Linked DNA regions of Homo sapiens: region 2 is linked to region 1. Evidence: chromatin loops called from intact Hi-C (ENCODE). Cell type or tissue: ascending aorta. All regions are shown on one strand.

Region 1 (8,000 bases):
TATGTCCATAGCTTAATCCCAGAAACCTGTGAATACGTTACCTTGCATAACAAATGAAAATTTATGTTACAGATGAAATTAAGAATGCTGATCAGCTAAAGGACCTTCACATACAAAGGTTATCCTGGATTATTCAGGTGGGCTCAACGTAATCACAAGGATCCTTTAAAGTGGAAGAATGAGGTCAGAGTGATGTGATGTGAAAAGCACTCAATTTGCCTTTGCTAGTTTTGAAGATGGAAGAATGGGGCCATGGTCCAAGGCATGCTGGTGACCTCTAGAAGCTGAAAAAGTTAAGAAAATGGAAAAGAAACTTCAGCGCAGTGAGGCCCAATTTGGACTTCTGACTCCAGAACTGCAAGATAATACATTTGTATCCATTAAGCCACTAAGTTTGTGCTAATTTGCTATGGCAGCAACAGGAGACTAATACACCTTGGCAGGTAGAGGTAGTCCTCCTCTGGGGCAAACATATAAGCATGCTTACTATACAATATAATAAGGATGATGTCTCTTTCCAGGACATAGGCAGGCATGCTTATTTCCTGTTATAAAATATTCAGGTTTTCTAAGTTCAGTTTTTTGTTTTTTTGTTTTTTTTTTGCTGGAACACAATTGACTGTGGATGCTGGTATTATCTAGCCCTATTTGCATCACCTTGCGGGTACTGGGGTTTGGAGGAATTGGCTCAGATGCTGATACCGTGGCTACTACTATTGTGGTGAGTAATAGCCTCTCATTTGCCTGTAATCCAGGAGTCTCACGTCTTCTCCCAGCATCCATAAACTCTAGCAGGGTAACTTGTTAGTTTGCAAGTAGGCCCTTCACGGTGTGCTCGTTTTAACGCACTTCTGCAAAATTTATTTTAAAATCTGCTAGACCAGGGCTAAGCAATTCTGTAATTATTACCTTCAAGATAGTGTTTGCTCTCTTTCCATACTTTAGAGATGAAGTGTTACGATGTCTCTCTCTAACTTAACAAAGATCAGAGATCAGCTTACAATAAAATTAGAAATAAAAAACAAAACAAGTTGTTTACCATAGTTTGAAAAGCATGTCTCTATTGACAATTTACGACTAGGGCAGGTACTAAGAAGTTCCCTGTCTTTTTTCTCATCTACAGAATTTTTTTACTGCCACATTTCTCCATTTATCTTTCTTTCTCCACGACGTGCTATTTGAAGAGAAAATCCTTGGGAATTAGTCTCTCATTCTTTTCTCATGAGAAGCACTCCCCTCTCTGAATTTTTGGTGAATTAGATTTCTCTCTTAGCTATACCATGAAGGGCCCTGGCTTTTACAGCTACTTTCTTGTTTCTAGCTTGAACTCTGTGGCAAAATTTAAGTCAGTGTGTCAGAAGTCATTTAGACCAAGGATTTTGTTTTACAGATGTGAAAACCAAGGCCTCTGATGACAAGAAGAGCTATTGCCTTATTTAAGTTTCTCCTGACCTAACTACCTAGTGTTTTGGAGGAAATTGCCTTAGCCACTGTCAGCCCCCATCTTTCTGACACAAGGCCTGGCTCAGTTGCTAGTTTGGCCTAACATGATTGCTTCCCCTCAACAGCTCTAGAAATACAATTGTGAAATTGAAATTACTGTATTTGCAGGCTGACTCTGGCCAGAGAAACTGACCTGTGGATGAGTTGAAAATAAGCTTATAACCATGCTCGTTTTATAGTTAATTAACTTAGGGCACAGGTATTGAGAACCCAACATGTGCCAGGGCCTCTTGGGTACTGGAAAAATGCCTGGAGTGAGGCTGGGAGGGAAGCTTCCTAAAAGGTTGAGGAGGACTTTATTTGGGAAGAAACTGAGGGCAGGGTTCTGGGGCCTGGACTGTGTGAGAGTTTGAGGACTCTAAGGAAAGGAGAATGTTATGGAGTTCATCTTTGATTTTTTTTTTTTTAACCAGTAACTTATCATTTTTTTCCACAGTCAGAAACGTGACTGAAACATTTCTTCCTCTTAAGAGGCATTAAGAGAAAAGGATAGATTTCCTGTTTCTTTTGCAATTTTCCTCTTTAAGAAACAGAAAGAAAAAAAGATCTTATGTCCATGCTCCTGGAAGTCACCAATAAATAATACGGGCCAGGGCTTTTTCTTTTCAGCAGTGGGCTGATTAAATCCTTATACTTGTTCTGGGTTATATGTCTGAAATTTGTGTTCCTTTTGTTCTGAGGAGTACAAAATAATCAATTCCTCTAATGGAGATTACCAGCTTGATTAATAGATAATCCTAATGTGTTCTTTGTAAAATACATTATAAATGATCTTTAAAGTTGAAGGAAAGAAGATTGGGCCATGTAGAAATTTGGTTCTCAACAGAACCTCTTCTTGATTGAAGAAATATAAGCAAAGAGTTTTATATATTTCGGTAAGGGTAGGTAGTCTATGCATTTTCTGTTCTGAGTATTACAAAAGGAAAAGGGAATAAAAGCTTCTGCATATAGCAGAGATAAACTCCAAAAGCAGGAGACCAGTGAAGCCCTGGATCACTGCACTCCTCCAGCCTTCAAGGAGCATGAAGAGGGTCCACATAACAACAGAAGATGCTTCAGAACAAATTATGAGTCCATAAGAGATAAATTAGTGTCTTTATTCATTGCAAAGGAATGGTTATTATAAAAAAATCCCTGATGCTGTCTCTCAGACTGAACTTACGTATAGGCAGGAGAACACATGTAATTTATTGACTGATAAAACTGTAGGTAAGAATACATATGACTTCTATAACTTGTATGAAAAATGAAACTACACTTAAATGTAGGAGCAGTTTATATTGTTTGATATTTAACTGGTTGAGTGGTTAACATATAATATTTAAAAAAATCTTCTTTTAGTAGGCAGTTTAATGCTTATGGTCTAATTTTTATTTGAAGACATTTTGCTGCAGCAGAAACATAGCTGTGATTCATATACCTACTCTTGATATTAGCCTGGCCGTTTGTCCTGTGACGCTTAAGCTAGTTACCACCATTTATCTGGTAACTGTTTCCAGAATTGAAGAGATGATGCCTGGAAGGAGATAAACTTCAGGAGTTCACCTTTAAGCCTAAAAAGTACCAGCAAAATGCAATGACAGGATAAAAAGTTTGTCATAAATATTTTCACAAGATGGAAGACAAGAAAGCAAAGAGCAGCATAGAAAGAATGAAGGAATAAATAAAAATAAGTGAAAATGCTGCATTTTCTCTCATGGGATAGATTTTTCAACAACTCCTGAACTATGACCTCTCAAGTTCTTTTGCAGTTCTGTTCTAAGAAGTAATGAAATACATTTAATATTCCTGTCTTTTCACAACATTAATTCATTCCTACTTTAGCCTTAAGAATTTTAGTAGAATCTATTGTTTATTCATGCGTATAAATATTGTGGAAAAATATCTTTAGATGAGTTAGTATATATGAGACACTTAGGCCAGGATTTGGCACATGTCTGTACTTCATAAGTGTTTGTTATTGTTATTTTTAACAAGAGTAAAAAAAGATCTTATGACGCATCTAATATCATTTAAGCTGTTTATGGTTACTCCTTGGAATGCCTTCTGGTCAAAAGTTTCTGCAGCCCAGCACGACATTAATTTGAATGCATTGAGCCGGTTTCCCAGAGGGCTGGATGACATTTTTGACTTTTTAGGATTTTTGAGACTTTTTCTAATGACTAAGGTCAAAATCTCCCTTTCCTTGTCTCTTGAGTTTTAGGGGGCAACCAGAGATGTTTTGAAGGAAACCAACCATTAGATGTCACTTTCTTCTCACTGCTTTTGGTTTTAGGACCTATGACCTGGGTTTAAGCCTTTTGATTTTCTTCTTTTTTTTGAATGTCTATAAATAGTCTCTATGTCAAAGCTAAACGGGAAATTTAATTTTAGATTAGTAGATAAGAGACAATACTCAACTCCTTGGAATGATGAAATTTTGGACCTGTTTTAAATTGGCCTGACTCAATGTCCCTAGTTGACTAAATTTGGAAATGTAGTATTTGTGCTTTTCTTTCTCACTGAAGTTAGTGTGGCACTGTTTCTACACCAGACACTTAGGCCTGAGTGTATGAGTGTATCCTTATTCAGGTCAAAGCTAATGAGTTTTTTTTTTTTTTTCCTTAGCAATCACTGAATGAAAAACATATTCTTCAGATATCTGTTTAGAATTGCTTTTCCAGAAAACCTTTGTGATCTTTCTCCCCCAACAGAAGGGCTCAGAAACACATAACAGTTTGAAAAAGAGAAAAAATACTGCTGCTATGGTCTGAACATTTATGTCTGCTCCAAAATTCATGTTGAGACTTAATCCCCATTGTGGTGGTAGTAGGAGGGGTGCCTTTAGCAGGTGGTTAGGCCATGGGGGCTCTGCCCTTGTGAATGGATTAGTGTCTTGTAAAAGGACTAGAGGGAACTGGCTTAAGGTCTCCTTACTCCTCCTCCTTCTGCCATGTGAGGATGCCACTGCAAGAACATGCCACTGATGGAGCAGTCCTCACCAGACGCCAAACCTACCAGTGCCTTGACCTTGGACTTCTCAGCCTCTAGAGCTGAGAGAAATACATTTATATTCTTTATCAATTGCCCAGTGTCAGGAACTTTATTATAGCAGCACAAATGGATGAAGATAACTGCCAATCATGATTTTAGGAAAGAACCTGACTCAAGAACATCTTCTTGGCCGGGCCCGGTGGCTCACGCCTGTAATCCCAGCACCTTGGGAGGCTGAGGTGGGCAGATTACGAGGTCAGGAGATCGAGACCATCCTGGCTAACATGGTGAAACCCCGTCTCTACTAAAAATACAAAAAATTTAGCCGGGCATGGTAGCGGGTGCCTGTAGTCCCAGCTACTTGGGAGGCTGAGGCAGGAGAATGGCGTGAACTTGGGAGGTGGAGCTTGCAGTGAGCTAAGATTGTGCCACTGCACTCCAGCCTGGGTGAGAGCGAGACTCCGTCTCAAAAAAAAAAAAAAAAAAAGAATATCTTCTTTCCAGTCTTATACCTTCTGCTTCCCCTCATCATTTCTATCCTGTAGAAGCCTGACACTGAGCAGTGGCCAGAAGGAGGTTTTGAGCTCTTTGAGACTTGTTTCCTTGGTGGCCATAGGCTTTGCTCTATTGAAGACCTTTAACTAGTAAAGGTTATTCGTATCTTTGGGTCTGAGAATGTGTCCAAAACCTATGAAGCACTCATCCTATATGACAGGATTAAAATGCCCACGGATGTCCAAAACCAAAAAACAAACAAGTAGCTTTTTACATTTTATTTAACCGACATTTCATCTTGCTTTTGCTCCTACTGATATGAAATGAACACCCCACAACCCTTAAAATGCTGTATTAGTTTGCTATGGCTGCCGTAATGAAATGCCAGGGACTGGATGGCTGAAACAACAGAAATTAATTTTTTTATGGTTTTAGAGGCTGGAAGTCCAAGATTCGGGTGTTGGCAGTGCTCGTTTCTCATGAAGCCTCTCTCCTCGGCTTGCAAATGGCTGCCTTCTCTCTGTGTTCTCACATGGTCTTTCCTCTGTGTGTGGGCATCTAGTGTTTCCTTGTATGTCCAAATTTCCTTTGCTTATAATACCAGTCAGATTGGATTACTGTCTACCCTTAGGGCCTCGTTTTAACTTCATCACCTCTTTAAAGGCCCTATCTCTAAATACAGTTAAGTTCTGGGGTATGGAGGGTTAGGGCTTCAACACACAAATTTGTGTGTGTGAGGGCACAATTCAGCATATGCCCCTGGTCAATAAAAAGCAACCCAGTTTCTTCTGTTTCAAATCAATTGCTTTCTGCTAAATACTCATTAAAAGTTTAAGCTTTTCTTATCTCTCAAGGGGTCTCTCCTCATTCCTCCTTCCCAAGTTGGTGCCTGGGTTCATGCAGAAGCTTAGTATCTTGAAGAGAGTGGAAGAGGCCTTTACCCTCTGGGACTTTGCTGGACTCTACCAGCTGGACCCTTATCCCACTGTGGTGACCAGGCCTTCTGTGCTGGTGTTCCTCATAGTGGGCTGGTTGGATCCTATTCTTGGTCATTCTCTTGACTGTCACTGCTAGTGGCTGTGAGATTTGCCATTGCCTCGGGAGGTAAGGTCTCTGTAGACTCTCATTTTTTTTCTCCAGATCACAGGTATCTTCCAATCATTGCGAAAGACTGTAAATTGAAAGAAAAGATTACTGCGAGTCTTTAATGAAAAACAAAGCATAGTCTAGTGTATCCTTCTAGTTATCTGGTTCCTTTCATTGTGTTTGAGCTATTTTACAGTTCTGTAAATTGTAGGAAACTAAAAGTGATGTATATGATTCTTGTCTGCAGCAATGCAAATGACTTGTATCTAGTGGAATGCAATAATTTATTGCCCTGCAGACAGCTCCATTTTGCATCTATTTGTAAATTTGTTGCAGCATTTATATATATATTCTTTGAATTCTCTTTAGAGCCAGATGTAACATCTTACCAATTCCCTCATTAATTAATGAGTTAAAAACAGTCTTTGAATTGTGTTCAGTTTGTATTTGTATGGGAGTCATTATACTTCCCTGAAAAAATGAAATTATCTTTTAAAAAGTCTATTGTTCTTAGAATTTCCATGTTACCCATGTGAGCATATGCAAATTTCAGGATCTACTGCATGCTATTCTCAAGTAATGGACTACTAGAAATGCTAGCTCTAGCTCATCTAGCTAGCCAGGCATGGAGATTTGGGGAATTTTTTTTTTTGGCAGGAGTGTGGTAGTGGTGGTGGTGGCGTTTCTGTCAGGTTGTGGCCCAGGAAGGTGGTATGTAGGCCCTGATTTCTTTCTTGGAATCTCAGGCATTATATTACGCTAGCTTTACCTTTTCAATTTTTAATATTTAATATTTTTTGGGATGGATTCTTTCTCTGTCACCCAGACTGGAGTGCAGTGGCACGATCTCGGCTCCCTGCAACCTCTGCCTCCTGGATTCAAGCGATTCTCCTGCTTCAGCCTCCCAAGTAGCTGGGATTACAGGTGCACATCACTATGCCTGGCTAATTTTTGTATTTTTAGTAGAGACAGGGTTTCACTATGTTGGCCAGGCTGGTCTCGAACTCCCAACCTCAAGTGATCCTCCAGTCTCAGCCTCCCAAAATGCTGGGATTACAGGCCTGAGCCACTGTGCCCGGCCTAGCTTTACCTTTTCAATTCTTTCTACTTCTTGCCTTGCTACTTGAGCTTTTACTTCCTTTCCTATGTACAGGAAGCTGCTTTGATGTCATAACCTGCATTCTTTCTATTTTAGTCTCATAAATTCTATATTCTGAACTTAATAAAAGATTTTAGGATTAAAACAATTTATTTCTCTGAAAGTAAAACCTGTTGATTCACTTGTATTAAAATATAACCTAAAACTTAAAATTGACTACTTTTTTTTTTTTTTTTAGAGACAGTGTCTTGCTCTGTTGCCCAGGCTGAAGTGCAGTGGTGCAATCTCTACTCACTGCAACCTCCGTCTCCCAGGTTCAAGCAATCCTCCTGCCTCAGCCTCCTGAGTAGCTGGGACTACAGGCACATGCTGCCGCGCCTGGCTAATTTCTTTTGTATTTTATTAGAGATGGGGTTTCACCATGTTGCCCGGTCTGGTCTCGAACTCCTGAGCTCAGGCAATGCACCTGCCTCGGCCTCCCAAAGTACTAGGATTATAGGCGTGAGCCACCATGCCTGGCCAAAACTGACTTCTTTTAAGTAATTAATACCATTGATTCAATGTAAGGGAGACCCCTGGGAAAACTGGGAACTAGAAATTAGTGTAAGAAAATATATTGACTTTATATTTAAAAATATTATCTACTTTTTATGATTGTGATTTTTCATCTGCGCTGAGTATTTGTTGATATATAACGCAGTGTATTCTTTGCTGTGAAAGAAAATGCTCCTATAGCAACATGCTAAGTTAATGATGTATCTCATGTGCACTTCATATTTCTGGGGAAAATTCTCTGTTAACACTTTAAATGTACTTTTATTCACAGCAAAGGTCAGTCCAGTGC
Region 2 (8,000 bases), 56 kb after region 1:
TGATTGGTCCATTTACAATCCTCTAGCTAGACGCAGAGTGCTGATTGGTGCGTTTTTACAGAGTGCTGATTGGTGCATTTACAATCCTTTAGCTAGACACAGAGTGCTGATAGGTGCATTTAAAATCCTCCAGCTAGACAGAAAAGTTCTCCAAGTCCGCACTCGACCCAGGAAGTCCAGCTGGCTTCTCTCATTTGAATATACTTATTCTCTCAAATGAATATATTCTGTCAAATGAATATACTTATTCATTTTTTATGATTGAATAATATTATACTTTATGGACATACCACATTTTATTCATCAGTTGATGGATGTTTGGGTTGTTTCCACCTTTTGGCTGTGATGGATAATGTTATGAACAGTGATGTGCAAGTTTTGTTTTTGTTTTTGTTTTGGTGAACGTGTTTTCAGTTCTCTTGGGCATATACATAGGAGCGGAATTGCTGGATCATATGGTAACTCCATGTTTGACTTTTTGTGGAACTGCTAGAATGTTTTCTAAAGTGATTGCATGACTTTATATTCCCAACAGTAATATAAGAGCATTCCAACCTTTCTACGTAATGGCCAACACTTGTTATAGTCTGTTTTCTGACCATAGCCATCCTAGTGGATGTGAAGTAGTATTACATCAGAGTTTCGATTTGCATTTCCCTAATGACTAATGATGAGTAACATGTGCTTATTGTCTATTTATATATCTTCCTCAGAGAAATGTCTATTCAAGTCATTTGCTCATATTTTATTTGGGTTGTCGTTTTGTTGTTGAGTCGTAGACATTCTTTGGATATTAAACCTTTGGCAGATATTTCATTTGCAAATACTTTCTCTCATTCTGTGAATTGTCCTTTTGCTCTCTTGATAATGTGCTTTGATGCACAAATGTTTTTAATTTTAATCAAGTTTAATTTATCTATTTTTCTTTTGTTATGCTTTTGGGTCCATATTTAAGAAACCATTGCCAAATCCAAGGTTATGAATGTTTACCTCTATGTTTTCTTTTAAGGTTTTTAAAGTTTTAGCTCTTAAACTTAAGTATTTGATCCATTTTGAGTTAATTTTTGTATATGGTGTAGGGGATCTACTTTATTCTTTTGCATGAGGCTTTCCAGTTGTTCCAACGCCACTTCTTGAGGACACAAATTTTGCCCCATTGAATGGACTTGGCACCATTGCCAAAAATCAATAGGCTAGAAGTGGGTTTATTTCTGGACCCCATTGATCTGTATATCTGTCTTGTACTACATTGTCCTGATTACTTTATCTTTGTAGTAAGTTTTGAAATTAAGAAGTGTAAGTCCTCTTTGTTTCACATTTGGATTTTTTTCCCCCACCGATTTAAGAAAATAGTGCGGTAATACCAATTAATGTGAGATCTGCTCTCTTAAATTTTTAAGTGTACAAAACAATATTGTTAATTTTAGGCACAATGTTGTAGATCTCTAGAGCTTATTCGTTTTGCATAACTGAAACTTTGTACCCATTGAATGTCAACTCTGCACACTTACCTTTTTTTTTTTTTTGAAACAGAGTCTCAGTCTGTCACTCAGGCTGGAGTGCAGTGGTGCAATCATAGCTCACTGCAGCCTCAACGGGATCCTCCTGCCTTGGTCTCCTGAGTAGCCAGGACTATGCGCATGCACCACCATGCCCAGCTAAGTTTTATTTTTCAATTTTTTGTATAGATAGGGTCTCACTATGTTGCCCAGGCTGGTTGCAAACTCCTGTTCTCAAGCAATCCTCCCACCTTGGTCTTTCAAAGCATTGGGATTACAGATGTGATCTACTGCACCTGGCCACACTTAGCTTTTAATTGGTGATTTATAACCATCAGCTTTTCATTGCCTTTTTTCTCCAGAGCCTCAATTGTCCCCAGCAATTGCCATCTAATTATATTTTTCTTAGAATTTCTGTTATCCTCAAATTCTCAAAGTCCCAATACATTTCTTTCTATTGGTTTATCATCCTAGTTTAGCACTGGTGCAAGTGACAATTGTATTGTCCACTTTGATACAGCTTTCTTAGAATCCAGTTTCATACATATTCTTTTGACTTCTTCTAGTATGTGTTGGGTAGGTGAGAGGTGTATGGTGGACCTAGAATTATCAGGAATCCACCACCAGTGATGAGGTTTTCATTGCCAGCCAGACGATATTTAAACCCCCATATTCCATCATAGCATCTGCTTTTCTGGAATACTACTGCTACCAACTGAGGCAGACTCTGGAATAGAGATTAGTATGTGGGAGACTTATTAGGGAGTACTTTCAGGGCTAACAACTTTTCTGGAAGGATAGGAAAAAGGACTGGGCAGAAGGAGAAATTAGGCTGTGATTCGGTCTTCACATAGCCTCAGCCAACTTTACAGGGGCTCAGAAGGTGGGATGGCTTTTCAAAGTTGTCCTAAATTGTGATGAAGGGACCATTAGTCTTGTGCACTGACCAGTCATTTTATGGGGCTGTGTTCATGGGCGATGCAGCTATCTTCAGCTGAGGGTAGTTCTTGGAGAGCTGAGGGCTCTCTGCCAGCAGCACTTCTAGCTGCTGGGGAATGTAAACCTTTCAGTCCTGAAGTGGGGATCTGGGTAGCCACCACAGAACCCACTTAATACTTATCCACTAACAAATGTAATTTCAATGATAAGTCTGAGACAGTTACAGACTTTTGCATAATTTTTTCTTATTGATATGAAAGAGGGAGCTAGAGAGGAGGAAGGCGTTAGGCATCGAAGGGAGTATAGGACATCTAACGGGATTGCAGAGAAAGGTAAAGCTGCTGAGAAAGAAGAAACACTTCTCTGATTCCATGAAATGCATCTAGGAATTCAACTGTGAAGAAATGGAGGCAGAAGGCTGTATTATTATTATTACTATTTGTGCTTTGTCCTTCAGGCGCTTAGCAGAGATCTTGTCTAACTTCCAACATAGTGTGACATGGCATGGTTTGTGGAGATTTTTTTAACCTAATTAAAATAACTCTAATTTCAGAAGATTCTTCTTTGAGTTGTCATTTTTTTGGAGTTCACTAATAGTAGCATTTATTTATTGGTGCTGCATGTTTGGTTCACCAGGAAGCATACTCTGAGATGCTGTTAATGTTTCAGGTTGTGCATGAAGGAGTACTCTTAGGATCAAACCTTGGAAGAGAGGTAGAAGCAGCAGGGTTGGCATGGAGAGGGGTCTAGCTGTGATGTAGACCCAGCCCAGCAGTCTTAGCTGATTCCATGGGGAGCTCTGGAGCTAAAAAGGCCTGGCAGGGATGTCTTGCATTGGGCCAACATTTCCAGTCCTTTTAACCCTAATCAGTCATTTGACTGTGGGCTGCCCCTAGAAGGATATGACTTTTAGGGGAGACGGTTCTCTATGGCTGAGACTGAGACAGCCCCAGAAGGGGCTGACAGCAAAAGCTGCACACTCCACAGCTGTGGCCATAGATCTTCCTAGTGACTCTCTCAATGTCACATGGCTCAGAAGTGGTAAGGAATCTAGGATTTCTGACGCCTACTTAAGAGAGTTTCTGTCTTTTACGTGCTGCCTCTCAGCTCATGTGACTACCCAGTGGGACAAGCACCAAGCTTGCCAGTACGTTCTCCAGGACTTGTTCTTGGCAGCAGTGGCTGAGCTATGTGGACTTTATGTGAAAGTAATATTTTTGAAAAACCTCAGGTGGCCTAGGTTTAGCGGAGTAAGTTCCAGGATTGGCTGAGGCAAAGAATTTCTGGCATGGAGTCATTGCTAATTCACTAAGTTCTCTCAGACAATTTATTATAAATCTGAAGGCACGCTGAACTGGCCAGCTTGCTTCCCATTTTTGTTCATTTCCAGGGTGAATACTAAGTTTGGCATCTCACTGGCTCTCTTTGCTGCCTGAGTATGTCAGTCTTGATCTAAAAATAGCCTGAATCCTCCTAGGGTCAATGTGGGTTGACTAGGGTTCAATTTTTCTGGAACCCTGAGGAGGTTGGAGAGGAGGATGAAGGGAATCATGAAGAAGAGAAAGAAGAGATTTTATTTGCGGTAGACATGGATGGCTTTGAGTATTACAAAACAAGAGAAATTGCTTCAGGAAGGCTAGCTTAACATAGAAGAGGTTGTTCATTAACCTTTAAGAAAGCAAAGAATTGTTATGCAGCTGTGTAGGCACAGTAGGAGAGAGACAATGATTGATGGCTGAGGAGATGGCATGGAGGTAAAGCAAAACATGGTCCAGGAGTCAAAAGCTCTGGATTCTAGCTCTTACTCTGCTTCTTAACTAGAATGCACCTTTGGGTCAAAGTCTTCATCTCCCTTGGTTTTAGTATCTCCATGTTTAAAATGGGTCTGATTATGTCAAATTTGCCTTATTCCGTTGATTGTTACAGGGAATAAATGAAGCAATGGATGTAAGTGTGTGAAGTTCCATATAAAAAAGAATGAATTTCTTAGGCCCTTTCATACAAATTCCAGGACTTTGGGCAATTTTTGGGACTCTGTGATACATACAAAACGGATAGTAGAGTTTGGAAGATCATATATCCTGGAGGTTCTAATTATCTTGGTAATGGTAGGAGTCTTGACTTAGCTACTACTTTGGAAGTCCTCTTGATGTTGAGAATTCACTGGGCCCTTATAGGCGGCTTCTGTCTGTCTCGACTCTTAGACAAAATGAAGTTCGTTTGAAGCAACTGAAAGTTCAGGAAATGAGTCAGGATGACTAAGAGTTGCTAGTGGTGCAACATGATGTGGATCCAACAAAAATATATTGTTGGTGTAGAAATTTGTTAAGGTTTGAGGACTAACTCACATTTTGTGAGAACTGAATCAAGTAAAATGATATTTTGAATTAAAATTCTCTACAAATTCCTGATGAAGACTCATGTATGAGGAGACCGTAATATTTAATGGAAGAGATCAGAAACAGGACTCATCTGGTCTATTGTAGTAGTCTTCCAACTCATTTTACTATGTCTAGTTTTTCCTGTTTCAGTTATTCTATATATTCTTAAAAGAGTTAACTTTCTAAATCAGTTTGTGCCATTTTCCCTGCTTACCTCTGTTGCCTTTAGACTAAGGTCTCAGCCTTGCATATACCAGAATCTAGGGCAGGGATCTTGTCTGCTGTGTTCACTGCTGTGGCTGCATTATCTAGCATGATTCCTAGCATATAGTAAGTGCCCAGTAATACTCATTCATTAATTAATAAAGGTTATACATGATTCAGCCTTAATCTATACTTCCAATTACTTTTCCTAACCATCTTCCCTAGCTCCACATGTCTACCTAGACAAGTTGCTCACAGTTCCCCAAATTCGTTTGGTTATCTCAATCCATGTCTTTGGCATACGTGTCTTGCTGCCTAGAATACCGTCCCACATTTCCATTCCATTTTGTTCTACAATGCTCACATTGTGTATGCTGTAGGGCAGTTGTTTCCATGTCTGTCTCTCTTTCTTACAAGATATTATCTTATTCATCTTTGTATCAGTCTAGTTCCTCGATGTAATAGGTACTTAATTAATGTGTGTCAAATGGTCAAATGGAAGTATTTTATGATAAACCAAATAGCTTAATGATTTGTTTACCATATTCTCTCTGTGGGCTATAACTAAAGAACTGGAAGCAAGAGTGAAAAGTTAAACACCACAGGTACTAGGCCAAGAAATATTCCTTTTGTTTTCAGTTTTCAAGATGAGAACCAGTGATATGTTTCATTGTTACAAATCTTTAGACTCAACCACTTATCACAAACCTAAATTCTGGTGCTAATAAGGTTCTTTCTGTAAAACATCTTCTGTTATTTGGGAGAAAACAACTCTCTTCTGAGGATATTGACTGCACTACCAAGTTCTGGCTCAATATTTTACACATTCCTAAAATGAACCAGTTGAAAGAAGGTGATAACTCTTCTTTTAAACTTTTATTTTAATTTCAAGGGTATACGTGCAGGTTTGTTGCATAGGTATTAAGTCTAGCATCCATTAGTTATTTTTCCTGATACTCTCCCTCCTCCTACCTTCCACCTTCAAGTAGGCTCCAGTGTCTGTTGTTCCCCTCTATGTGTCCATGTGTTCTCATACTTTAGCTCCCACTTATAAGTGAGAAAGTGGTATTTGGATGTCTGTTCCTGGGTTAGTTTGCTAACTATGGACTCCATCCGTGTTCCTACAAAGAACGTGATCTCATTATTTTTTATGGCTGCATAGTATTCCATCATGTATATGTAACATATTTTCTTTATCCAATCTGTCATTGATGGGCATTTGGGTTGATTCCATGTCTTTGCTGTTGTGAGTAGTGCTGCAATGAACATACACGTGCATGTGTCTTTATGACAGAATGATGTATTTTCTTTTGGGTATATACCCAGTAATGGGACTGCTGGGTCAAATGGTATTTCGGTTTTTAGTTCTTTGAGGAATTGCCACCAATAGTGTATACACATTCCTTTTTTTCCACAACCTCGTCAGCAACTGTTTTTTGACTTTTTAATAATAGCCATTCTGACTGATATGAGATGGTATCTCCTTGTGATTTTGATTTGCATTTTTCTTTTTTTTTTCTTCCTTTTTGAGACGGAGTTTTGCTCTTGTTGCCCAGGATGGAGTACAATGGCACAATCTCGGCTCACTGCAACCTCCGCCTCCTGGGTTCAAGCGATTCTCCTGCCTCAGCCTTCTGAGTAGCTGGGATTACGGGCATGCACCACCACGCCCGGCTAATTTTTTGTATTTTTAGTAGAGACGAGGTTTCACCATGTTAGTCAGGTTGATCTCGAACTCCTGAACTCTGGTGATCTGCCCACCCTGGCCTCCCAAAGGGCTGGGATTACAGGCGTGATGATTTGCATTTCTCTAATGATCAGTGATTTTGAGCCTTTTTTCATATGCTTATTGGCCACATTTAAGTCTTCTTTTGAAAAGTGTTCATGTCCTTTGCCCACTTTTTAATGAGTTGTTTGTTTTTTTTCTTGTAAATTTGTTTAAGTTCCTTATAGATTCTAGATATTAGACTTTTTTTCTGTTGCATAGTCTGCAAAAATTTTCTCCCATTCTGTAGGTTGTCTATTTTACTCTATTGATAGTTTATTTCGCTGTATAGATGCTCTTAAGTTTAATCAAATCCCATTAGTCAATTTTTGCTTTTGTTGCAATTGCTTTTGGTGTCTTCATCATGAAATCTATGTCCAGAATGGCATTGCCTAGGTTATCTTCCAGGATTTTTATAGTTTTGGGTTTTGTATTTAAGTCTTTAATACATCTTGAGTTGATTTTTGTATATGGTGTAAGGAAGGAGTCTAGCTTCAATTTTCTGCATATGGCTAGCCAGTTACGCCAGCAACGTTTATTGAATAGGGAGTCCTTTCCCTGTTGCTTGTTTTTGTCAGGTTTGTCAAAGGTCAGATAGTCATAGGTGTGTGGCCTTATTTCTGGGCTCTCTATTCTATTCCATTGGTCTATGTGTCAGTTTTTGTACCAGTCCCATGTTGTTTTGGTTATTTTATTCCTGCAGTATAGTTTAATGTCAGGTAGTGTGATGCCTTCAGTTTTGTTCTTTTTGCTTAGTATTGCCTTGGCTATCAGGGCTTATTGTTGGTTCTGCATGAATTTTAAAATAGTTTTTTCCTAGTTTTGTGAAGAATGTCATTGGTAATTTAGTAGGACTAGCAATGAATCTATACATTGCTTTGGACAGTATGGCCATTTTAATGATACTGATTTTTCCTGTCCATGAGCATTGAATGTTTTTCCATTTGTTTGTGTCATCTCTGATTTCTTTCAGCAGTGTTTTGAAATTCTCATTTCAGAGATCATTCACCTCCCTGGTTAGGTGTAATCCTAAGTATTTTATTCTTTTTGTTGCATTTGTGAATGGGATTACATTCCTCATTAAGCTCTTGGCTTGACTGCTGTTTGTATATAGGAATGCTAGTGATTTTTGTACATTGATTATGTATCCTGATAATTTGCTGAAGTTGTTTATTAGCTTAAGGAGGTTTTGGACTCAGACTATGGGATTTT

The links. Hi-C counts contacts between places; a loop is a spot of excess contacts. Peaks named below come from ENCODE experiments on the same cell type or tissue, not always from the same donor. Only the 100,000 strongest peaks of a DNase experiment are listed, where the experiment ranks them.
Region 2: it touches region 1 in a loop (6-fold over the local background); 6 of 110 quality-filtered maps call a loop at or near these places.

Annotation. Positions count from the first base shown.
Region 1 is chr12:19,651,303-19,659,302 of GRCh38, forward strand. It overlaps LOC101928387 (a long non-coding RNA gene), which reads left to right. Exons shown (of 7, transcript XR_007063236.1): 5 at 73-721. Among named protein-coding and RNA genes, the nearest start is that of AEBP2, 220 kb to the left of the region's middle. In ascending aorta, a CTCF peak has its summit at 3,747; no DNase peak of the experiment used is centred here; H3K27ac peaks cover 5,535 bases.
Region 2 is chr12:19,707,571-19,715,570 of GRCh38, forward strand. No RefSeq gene overlaps it. Among named protein-coding and RNA genes, the nearest start is that of AEBP2, 270 kb to the left of the region's middle. In ascending aorta, no CTCF peak of the experiment used is centred here; DNase peaks (open chromatin) are centred at 3,591 and 4,641; H3K27ac peaks cover 5,936 bases.